Linked DNA regions of Homo sapiens: region 2 is linked to region 1. A link is a contact called in ENCODE Hi-C data. All regions are on one chromosome and are shown on one strand. The core of a region is the stretch at or near the end of the contact, and the rest is flanking DNA. Distances in the headings are between cores, read along the strand shown. Region 1 has its middle 80 kb from the start of NCAM1. Region 2 holds the start of NCAM1 (neural cell adhesion molecule 1).

Region 1 (4,980 bases), core at 603-3,102:
GGACCATCCTGTTCTCCTCACTCGCCCCATCAGCTGCCTAACTCCATGGATCTCTTCAGATTCTGTTCAGATGTCAGCTTCTTCCAGAGGCCTCTCTAACCCCCAAGCACGGCCAGCTGTCTCAACTCTCTGTTCCCTCAGCTCCAGGGTTGGAATTCGATGGCAGGCCTGTGTTAAATTGTGTGTAGAGCCTTCCCCAGGAGACCCTGAGGACTGGACTGTGACTCATGCATCTCCATCTTTGGCTCCTGGCACAGTGCTCCTTCCTGGCACCCAGTGGATATTCAGCAAACAAATCTTCAGTGTACTCAACTGTGGGTCTCAGACAGGTGCCTCCCCCACTTTCATGTAGACCATCCAGATTCCTGCTGTGTTGCCTACAATCTCAGAGATCACAGAGTGTGCCCTTATGTCCCATAGCAGCAGACTCAGGATGCCTGGCATTGCCTCCAGGGGATTCTGGCTTGCCTGTGTGGGCCCTGGTTGATAAACGGCTGTTTCACTTGCTCTCTCCCCGCCAGGCCTCTAGGAAAGACCAGCCCTTATCATGAATGAAATGCCATACTAAATATCTTGGGCATGAGGCCAGTGAGCAGGGCTGTTGCGCAGTGCAAAGAAGTTGCTATAAGACTCTAATAGACATACAGCTTTGGGAAGAAAAGATGAGCAATAAGACATTTGTCTCAAGAGCCAGATGCGGCTTCATCACACCTCTTGTCTGATAGGAGCTGGTCTAAGTCTGAGTAAACAGGCACTTAGTACAGGAGATTTAGAAGACAGAAAACCCCTGGTCACTGTGGTCTTTGGGGGAGGAAGTGGCTAAATAGGAGCTTCACAATATTTGTGGAAAATAATGGTGTTATGGGCTCACTTGTATTCCACCTAAAATTTGTATGTTGAACTTCCAATCCCCAGTACCTCAGCATGTGACTGCATTTAGAGACAGACTGTATTTTAAAGAGGTAAAATGGCCCTAACCCAGTATGACTTGTGTCCTTATAAGAAGAGGAAATTTGGATAAAGACATGCTTACAGAGGGAAAGGCTATGTGAGGGCACATTGGGAAGGCAAGCCAAGGAGAGAGGGCTCAGATGAAATTAACCCTGCTGGCACGTTCGTCTTCAACTTGCAGCCTCCAAAAGAGTGAGAAGATATATTTTCCTTGTTCAAGCCACCTAGTCTGTGGTCCTTGGTTAGGACACCCTAGTCAACTAGTACAGATGGGTAGGGGGTGGTGAGGGTCTCCAGCCCCCATGCAGGGGCTTTTGGTCTGTGATTTGCCACTGTGGGTCACTGCAACTCCTCTGGGGGTGGGGGGGGGGGGTCTCCCGACCCATTAGGTAGCGCCCTGTCGCCCTGTCACCTGCTCATAAACATCTTATTTCTCTTGCTTGGTTCTCATCACACGCTCATAGAAGTACTGCATTTCCTTACTTCCGTCTCCCCCACTGGACTCTGAATTCCTTGAGGGTAGGGATTGTGCCCTTCTTCCCAGTGCCTGCCACAGAAACGGTGCCCAGTAAACACGTATTTGTGGAATTGATGAATTGGAGTTGGTCTCTGCCCTGGGTGTTTCCCATCAGTCTCGCTGTCCCGCCCTTCTGCCCTTCTGAAGCCCATAAAACAGAGTCTGCTCCCCAAGCTGGCCTGGCTCGGGTCGGGGCTCGCAGCGTCCCCTCCCCAGCAGCTTTCGCGAGTGACTGGCAGGGCTGGGAAACAAGCCCACCGCGGGAGGAGGCTCCAGACGAAATGGCCTGGATGGGGGAGCAAGACGATTGGGCCCTGTCCTGTCCAGCGATGTGATTGGCTGTCTGTCCGAACAGGCTCCTGTGATTGGCTCCCCAGGCAGCAGAGCGAGGCTAATGAATCCCTTCCCTTTAGGCGTTTCCTGCTAGCTTTCTGGCAGGGAAAGCAGGGTGGTGGCTGTCGTTCTAGACTGGTCCTTGTGTGCTGCAACCTCAAGGTGCAGAAAATGCTCAGAGCCCTAGACAAACAGTCCTTCGCTAGACCTGCCTGGGAAGGGGATTAGCTACGGGTCAATAGGGGTCTAACACAATCTTTCTGTCGGGTAGACAAAACCACCATTGATACACCTGCTCTCTGGAGTTGACACCTTTAACTCAAGGCAGAAAAGCAAACCATCTAAATTCAGTCCTCTATCTTCACTTCTTTTTTACTTTGGTTTCTCTCCTGGGGTTAGACCTGTATTTTTCTTTTTCTGCAAATTGAAAATGTAGGTTACAGGCTGGGCTGTCAAATTAGGAAGGACTAGCAGTTAGAATGAGTGGCTCTCCTGCCCTTAGCAGCCTGGAAATGTTCTTTACTATTCCAGCAGCTGCAGGGATATTTGGGAGTCTATAGTGATAATAATTATTGTTACTATTTGCACATTGAAGCCGCCAACAGTTCACACATTATAATGATTCTGTATACAATTTTAATCCTACATTAATAGGCATTTTTCATTTGTCCTGAAAACTCTGACATAATTTACTTTTTTTTTTTGCTTCACATTTTACATTCTGCAGAAAAGGAAAACGTTGGCTGGGAGGTTAAATGACTTAGCTGAGACCACAGGTCTTATGCAGAGGGAGCTTGCAGACACCTTAGATGAAGAAGTAGTATGGCTACCACTGTGGCTGGTGGGGGAATGTATATGGAGGACAAGGGAGGCCAGTCTACTAAGTTAAACTCTGCGGACTAGAAAATCAACACCTGACCTCGTTTCCAGGAAATGTTAGTTCTGCTTACTCCCAGAGTGGGGTTTGTCTGTTTCCTGACTGGTTCCTGCACCGGACAGGCCTTGAGGGGGTGACAACCACAGTACATGCCAAGTGAGGGTGATGACTAGAAAGAAGGTTTCCTGTTCCCACCTCTCTCTTCTCTTCTGGTCAGCACTCCTGCAGAAGCATAGGAAGGTGATGATGTTTGTCATTTATTCACAGAGATATTCCTGTACTCCCTGCTCTCTTTCCCCCTCTGTTTGAGTAGGGGTCCCCCAGAGAGTACTTCTTAGATCATTTATTTTTAATGGGATTTGAACAGCTGAGCTGGTGTGACTGTGCCTTGGGTTCCTGGTACTTTTCTAGTCTTTTCTGGACTTTCTGTCATGCCAGGTAGGCTTACTGTTTGTTTTAATTTTGTGAAAGTAACACCAAGTTAAAAAAATAACTATGGAAAATGAGAACAAGGACAAATACATGGATATATGTGGAGGGAAATACTGGCAGCAGAAACTTGAATTCCAAGGCCCTGTGCAAAACTTTGAAAAGACTTGAATTCCATGGCCCTACACTCACCGTCCACAGTGTTAACATGGGTTGGTGCGTGCCTGTGATATGTGCAGGCATCTTCTTTTGTGGATCCCAGGAGCTTCAGGGCTCACTTAAGGGCAGCCATACGTGAGAAAATCCTTATAAAGTGTTTGACACTGCATGGCACATGGTAAACACTCCATAATTCATAGGCATCACAATTGTTATTGGTAAAAATGGGACAATGAAAGAAAAAGATTTAATCTATCTCCTTTTCTCTGAACTCCTGAGATAGTCCCTCTCATTCAGGGTTTAGAATGTCTATCTCAGAAAATAAGGAAATCTGAGTATCTGAATATGAAATCTGCTGAGTGTCGAACTGCACAATGAGATACTGCAAGGATGGGGCTGGGGTCTGGCTTCTTGAACCTTCCATGATATAATAGCCTGAGTGATCACTCTGAGACCCAGTGATTTTCTTCTAAGTATTTGATTTGAGATTTCACTTCCAGACTGAACCTGAGATTTTACTAGTCACTAGTTCAGGTGACTGCTGAAGGCTTGTATGTTTCCTAGTGCTGCTATAATAAATTTCAACAGAGCAGGTGGCTTACAGTAGAAATTTTACTCTCTCACAGTTGTGGAGGCTACAAGTCCAAAACGAAGGTGCCGAAAGGACGGTGCTTTCTTGGAAGTCTGTAGAAGAGGATTCTTTCTTGTTTCCTCCAGCCTCTGGAGCTGTAGGCATTTCTTGGCTTGTGGCAACATCACTTCGATCTGTGCTTCTATCATCACATGGTCATCTGCTTTGTATCTGTTTCCTCTTCTTCTGAGGACACCAGTCATTGGATTGGGGCCCACCTCCCTCTAGTATGACCTCAGTTTAGCTTAACTAATTACATCTGCAATGACTCTATTTCCAAAGAAGTTCACCTTCTGAGGTATTGGGGGTTAGGACTTCAACATATCCTCTTTGGGGGGATATGATTCCACCCATATCAGGGCCCTTCCGCTGTCCATCACAACAGGCCTTGAAGCCAGCAGGGTTCCAGGGCACATCTCAAGCTCACTTCCAGATATGTCATTCCAGGAAGAAGGCCCTGTCCATGGCAGCCAGGTTTCCCTCCGCATTGCCTAGTTCCGGGCCCTGCCGCAGCCAGAGGGGATGAAACACTGCACACATATCCCTGTCCCATTGCATCCCATACATCCTGGGCTTGGTGAGTAGAATGTGGGGCATCTTTTTTTTTTTTTTTTGAGACAGAGTCTCACTCTTTCACCTACGCTGGAGTGCAGTGGCATGATCTCGGCTCACTGTGACCTCCGCCTCATGGGTTCAAGCGATTCTCCTGCCTTAGCCTCCTGAGTAGCTGGGATTACAGGAGCCCACCACCACACCCAGATAATTTTTGTGTTTTAGTAGAGATGGAGTTTCACCATGTTGGTCAGGCTGGTCTCGAACTCCTGACCTCAAGTGATCTGCGGGGCACTCTTAAGAGTTCTGATCAAGGCCACTTTCCCAGGCCAAAGCCCTCCTGCCCGAGAGGGTCAGCCTGCTGAAGTGGACGTAATTCATCTTCAGGGCTTTTCCTCCCTGCACTGCTGCCCGCCTCACATCCGCTTACTCCACTGCCAGAAAAGGTTGTCGCAGCATAGACACAGCAGAGACACTCTCTCAAATCCCATTGTCTGGAGAACAGCGAGACTGGCTCAGGCTGAGTGACAG
Region 2 (4,488 bases), core at 1,279-3,778, 80 kb before region 1:
GTGTTTCACGTTCTGCCTTCTTCCCATCCTCAAGGTACCGGGCCAGGAAAGAGGTCGCTTTCATTCCAGGGAACACTGGTTAGAATGCCTCCCCTGCCTGGGCATCCAGGAACATCCCAGTGGGAATTCCTGGGCCTGCAACTTCCACGGGATCCAAATACTGATGACTGTACCCATCACGATGATGGAAAGGACCGCCAGGCGATCCCCCAAAAGGCCCACCAAATATCCGGGCTCCATTGTCACGCTCCCACCCGGGGGCGAGGATGTCTCAAAAACACCCCCCTTCCCCCGCCCCATGTGGACAGGTCGCGTCGCGGCACCCACGGGCACCGCGGAAAGGGGCATAACCGGGGTGGCCCCCGCCCAGGTGGCAGCGGAGACCCAGGGCCAGGCGGACTAGGCTTGGTCCCCACCCCTCCTCTCCGGGCCCTGCCACGGCCCCGCCCCGCCGTCAGTAGAGCCCCCGGCCCGCGGTCGGCCGGTCAGCGCACGCGCGTAGGTGTGCCTGCCAGGATGCCCTCCCCGGCGACGCGCTCAGGCCCGGATTCCGCGGCGCGAGAGTGAGCGCTGGCGGGGGCGGTGGGATGCTCCAAGTCGGCGTGAAAGAGGCGAGAGTGGGCGAGCACGGGCGGCCGGACCAGGAGCACTCCCGGTGACCACCTAGTCTCCATTTTATTTCCTCGGAAACTGCCGGGCAGGCGGGGGACCGGCCGCAGGGCGGGGTTTCTCTTGGCGGTGAGTGAGCGAGACCGTTAGGCTGAAGCACCGGGAGACTGTCCTGGCAGCTCCTGGCCGCCACCCGCGCCGCAATAAAAGCCTCTCGCGGCTTCCCGCCCAGCCAGCTTCGCACTGATTGGTCGCCGTGGGAGGGACCCGAGTTGGCTGGAGGCGGCGGCCGAGCGCTGCTCTTGTGCCGCCCGCGGAGGGGGCGCACTGGGTGCTCCCTGGCCCGCCCCGTGCGCTCCCCAACCGGGGGTCGGCCGTCCAGGGCAGGTACAACGGTACCTGGAGCTGCGACCGCGACACACAGCCCCTCCGCCCGGCTTTCCTCGATCGCTTCCCAGCACACGCCCCCCGCCCAGAATGTCCGCCCAACCCACCCAGCTCTCTGCGGCCCCTGCTTTTCTTCCTTCCCTCCCGTCCATCAGAGCCAAAGCGCAAATCCTTGGGTGGAGGTGGGGGGATGACAGCTGGAGGGGAGGGTGGGCACGCACAGAAGAATTTTCCAGGGAGGCCGGGATGGAAATAGCCAAAATGAAATGCACCTCCCTGCACACTGCCGAGGTTCTCTGGGCGGCGGCGCAACCCCCGCCACCCGCGGCAGCATCACTACTGTCTTCCTCCCAGCTCCCTATTGTTCACACTTTGCCAGGATCGGGAACCTCGCCCAAAGAAAGGAGACAGGGCGAGGTGTTTCGGGCGGCTACCTGCCATTCTTCTCCCGCCCCGTGCAACACTGGGCACGCGGCGCGTGTAAAGACACACGCGCGCACACGCGCGCGCACACACCAGGCAGCCCCAATCACGCCCTCCTCGCCCTCCGCCCCTCCGCACTTCCTCCTGTCAAAACGCGGCGCTCGACCCTCCCATCCTTCAGTGCTCGCGGCCGAGGGTAGGCTTTGCAACTAACCAGCAATTTGGCAAATGAAAAACTAACGTCATGTCGACTGGGGTGCAACAACGGTCACACCAACAACAACGGCCGTGCGATTCTGCCCATTTTGCCCCATTTTGCAAACCGTTATTCTTCTGGGGCGGGGGAAGCAAAGCAGCGATCCTGACTTTATTAGACCCAGGAATATAACGATCTGGGGCGGCTGCCCTAGCCTTATTGTTCACTCTTCCCGGAGCCGGGGCTGACAAGCCACTTCCCCCTCGGAATCCGAGCCCGTGCGGCGGCACCACCCGAGCCGCGACCTCCCCCGCCCCGCCGCCCGCCTTTGGGGAAGGAGCGCTGCCCATCACCAGCGCGGCCGCTGAGTCCCCAGGAGCCGGCCGGCTCTGCTCCCACCGCCGCGGGCGCACAAAGTGGGAAGGGCGGACGCGCCGGAGGGGCGCCGGGCGCTGGCGGCTCGGGGAGGCAGCCCCGTGCAGCGCAGCCCTGGAGGGAGCGGGGTTCGGCTGGGCAGCAAGGGCGACGCGCTCCTTTCACAGCTAAACGAAAATGACCAGCCTTAGCAGTCCACGTAAAACCACCCAAAATAATAGCGTTCCTCCTAGGAGTAGGAGGAAGGGGTAATTAGCAAACCAGATTGAGAATTAAAAAAAAAAAAAATGTACCTGCAGTTCCCAGGAAAAACAAAGTCCAGATGAGATCCTTAGTTTGCAGCATTGTAATCTGCTGGCTGGGAGGGATGTTCTTGCCGCGGTAAATTCTGTGCCCCCCCCCCTGCAGCGAGTGTGGACGGCGGCTGAGCGACAGACCTAGGGGCAGACAATTGCCAGGCTGAGTATGATTATTTTTGCAGAATTGTTTCCTGCCAGCGGCAGCCGAGCTGCGTTCACGCGCTGATCGGAGAATGAGTGACAGTCCCAGCCTCAGCACACTCGCAACTCGGAGATCCTTGCGCTGGCCCGGGTTCGTTTTGATGGAACTGGGATGGGAGCGAGGAGCGGGGGGCGGGGGTGAGAACCTCACTGTGTCCTTCCACCACGCCGGCCACAAATAGTGCCGAACATCAAGGAGGTAAGAGAGACAGGGGAGGCAGATGCGGAAGCCTGCAAAACGCGGCCTGGAGCTTTTGGGGGAGCCGGGCTCTTTCACACGCAGTCTCCCTGGGAGAGCTGGGATTTCTTTTCACACTTCTACCCTACGCCTTCGCAGGCGCTCCTGCTACCCAGCCTTCCTTAATCAGCAGTTTGCATATTTTGATAACTAGTAAATAATAAAAGCAAAATTTTAGATTTGGTTAGGTAAAGTTGTCAAATCCCTCCATTTCGATTCTAAGATCCTTGCAACACAAGGATAGCCCAGGACTTTAAGTGCGGGAAATTAGAACTTTGGAGAGGGATGGGGGTTGCCGTTGCTGGGTGTTGTTTGGATATTGTTTGTTTGTTTGTTTTATCCTAACTGTGAAGTTTGCTCTCCCACAGAGAGACATACAACACCCTTCAGCAGATCCCCTGGGAAGGAGGTGGGAAGAGACTTAAGTTAGAAGAAAACTCCGATGTTTGGAAGAGATTTCCAGAAATAACCCGAAGAAAATGTTTTCCTGTTTATAAATTCTGAAATCTGTGGTCTCTTTATTAAAATAGCCAGGCTTTTATATAGGTATTATGATATAGAAGCGTCATTAAATAATATTTTCTTACATGGGGACGTGACCTTAATTCTTAAAGATATTAATGTATAATATTACTGAGGTACCAACACAATAGGCTTTAATTAAAATTCCACCCGTGTTTTCAAAAGTAGGGGGTGGAGAAAGCGGGGTGAAAAGAATCATGTCTCAGCACCTGAAGGCTTGGGTATGTAAGGAACTAATGTGAGAAAGGTGTTCTAGATGTCAGGTTAACCCATTAGCCTAGAACACTGAAACCCTCTAACAGAGGAAGTCTGCATAAGTTCAAAGGCATTAAAGCACTAATGTTACCGGGTACTCCGTTTTTCTTCAAAGGTCGGCCTCCCCACTCCTGTAGCAGGTTTTTTGTTTTGTTTTGTTTTGTTTTGTTTCTGTTTTGTTTTTTTGAGATGGAGCCTCGCTCTGTCGCCCAGGCTGCAGTGCAGTGGCGCCATCTCTGCTCACTGCAACCTCTGCTCCCGGTTCAAGCGATTCTGCTGCCTCAGCCTCCTGAGTAGCTGGGATTACAGGCGCGCGCCACCACGCCCAGCTAATTTTTGTATTTTTAGTAGAGACGGTGTTTCACCATGTTGGTCAGGCCGGTCTCGAACTCCTGACCTCGTGATCTGCCCACCTCAGCCTCCCAAAGTGCTAGGATTACAGCCGTGAGCTACCGCACCCAGCCGCTGTAGCAGTTTTTAAAAGTCCATCCTCTACTGTCAGGACATCCATCCTTATTGGACAGGCCCCATCTCTTCCCCACTTTCCTCCTCTATAATAGACCAAGTGGGCCACACCAGTACAGTGTAATTAGCTTGGACCCCTGAAAAGTATTTCTTCCCCCAAGTAAATCTTCCACAACGTTTACTTTGGGCTATTTCTCTCATTCCAAGTATAAACAATTCAAAAGTACAGAAAAGTAGAAAGAACTAAAAATAACCCCAAATCCCACAGATTCCAGAGATACTCATAGATTTTGTCTTCTGTATGTGCATATGATTTTTATAATTGACATATTATAGTAGCAATTTGAATCCTGCTGATTTTGCCTAACATCAGTATAAGCATTTATTCCTCTGGATCATTAAAAAGCTTTTCTAGATATTTTTATAGCTATGTAATATTTCTTCATATGGATGATTTTGCAATGGTTTCCCCATTTTTGCATATTTATATTGTTTGTGGAGTTTGATAATATAAATAA

What was found. A loop is a pair of places that touch in the nucleus more often than their neighbours do. Pooled maps may share reads with other maps.
Region 2: a map of dorsolateral prefrontal cortex shows a loop between it and region 1 (11-fold over the local background). The contact joins the promoter of NCAM1 here to the enhancer-like site in region 1. A Hi-C loop is called at or near these places in 8 of 168 maps with a recorded cell type or tissue (Right ventricle myocardium inferior, ascending aorta, cardiac septum and 4 more) and 12 of 50 pooled maps.

What each region holds. Positions count from the first base shown.
Region 1 is chr11:112,878,448-112,883,427 of GRCh38, reverse strand. No RefSeq gene overlaps it. Among named protein-coding and RNA genes, the nearest start is that of NCAM1, 80 kb to the left of the region's middle. RefSeq lists an enhancer at 1,186-1,686. Within about 2 kb of position 1,852, at least 6 of the 41 ENCODE cell types and tissues checked have a DNase peak (open chromatin) inside an H3K27ac peak, as active enhancers do; they include ascending aorta, dorsolateral prefrontal cortex and heart right ventricle, where a contact is called at or near this core.
Region 2 is chr11:112,959,460-112,963,947 of GRCh38, reverse strand. It overlaps NCAM1 (neural cell adhesion molecule 1), which reads right to left and starts at 2,528. Exons shown (of 20, transcript NM_181351.5): 1 at 2,284-2,528. The coding sequence starts at 2,335. NCAM1-AS2 (NCAM1 antisense RNA 2) reads left to right here and starts at 488. Exons shown (of 3, transcript NR_120563.1): 1 at 488-738; 2 at 2,472-2,581; 3 at 3,097-4,488. RefSeq lists an enhancer at 1,808-2,585.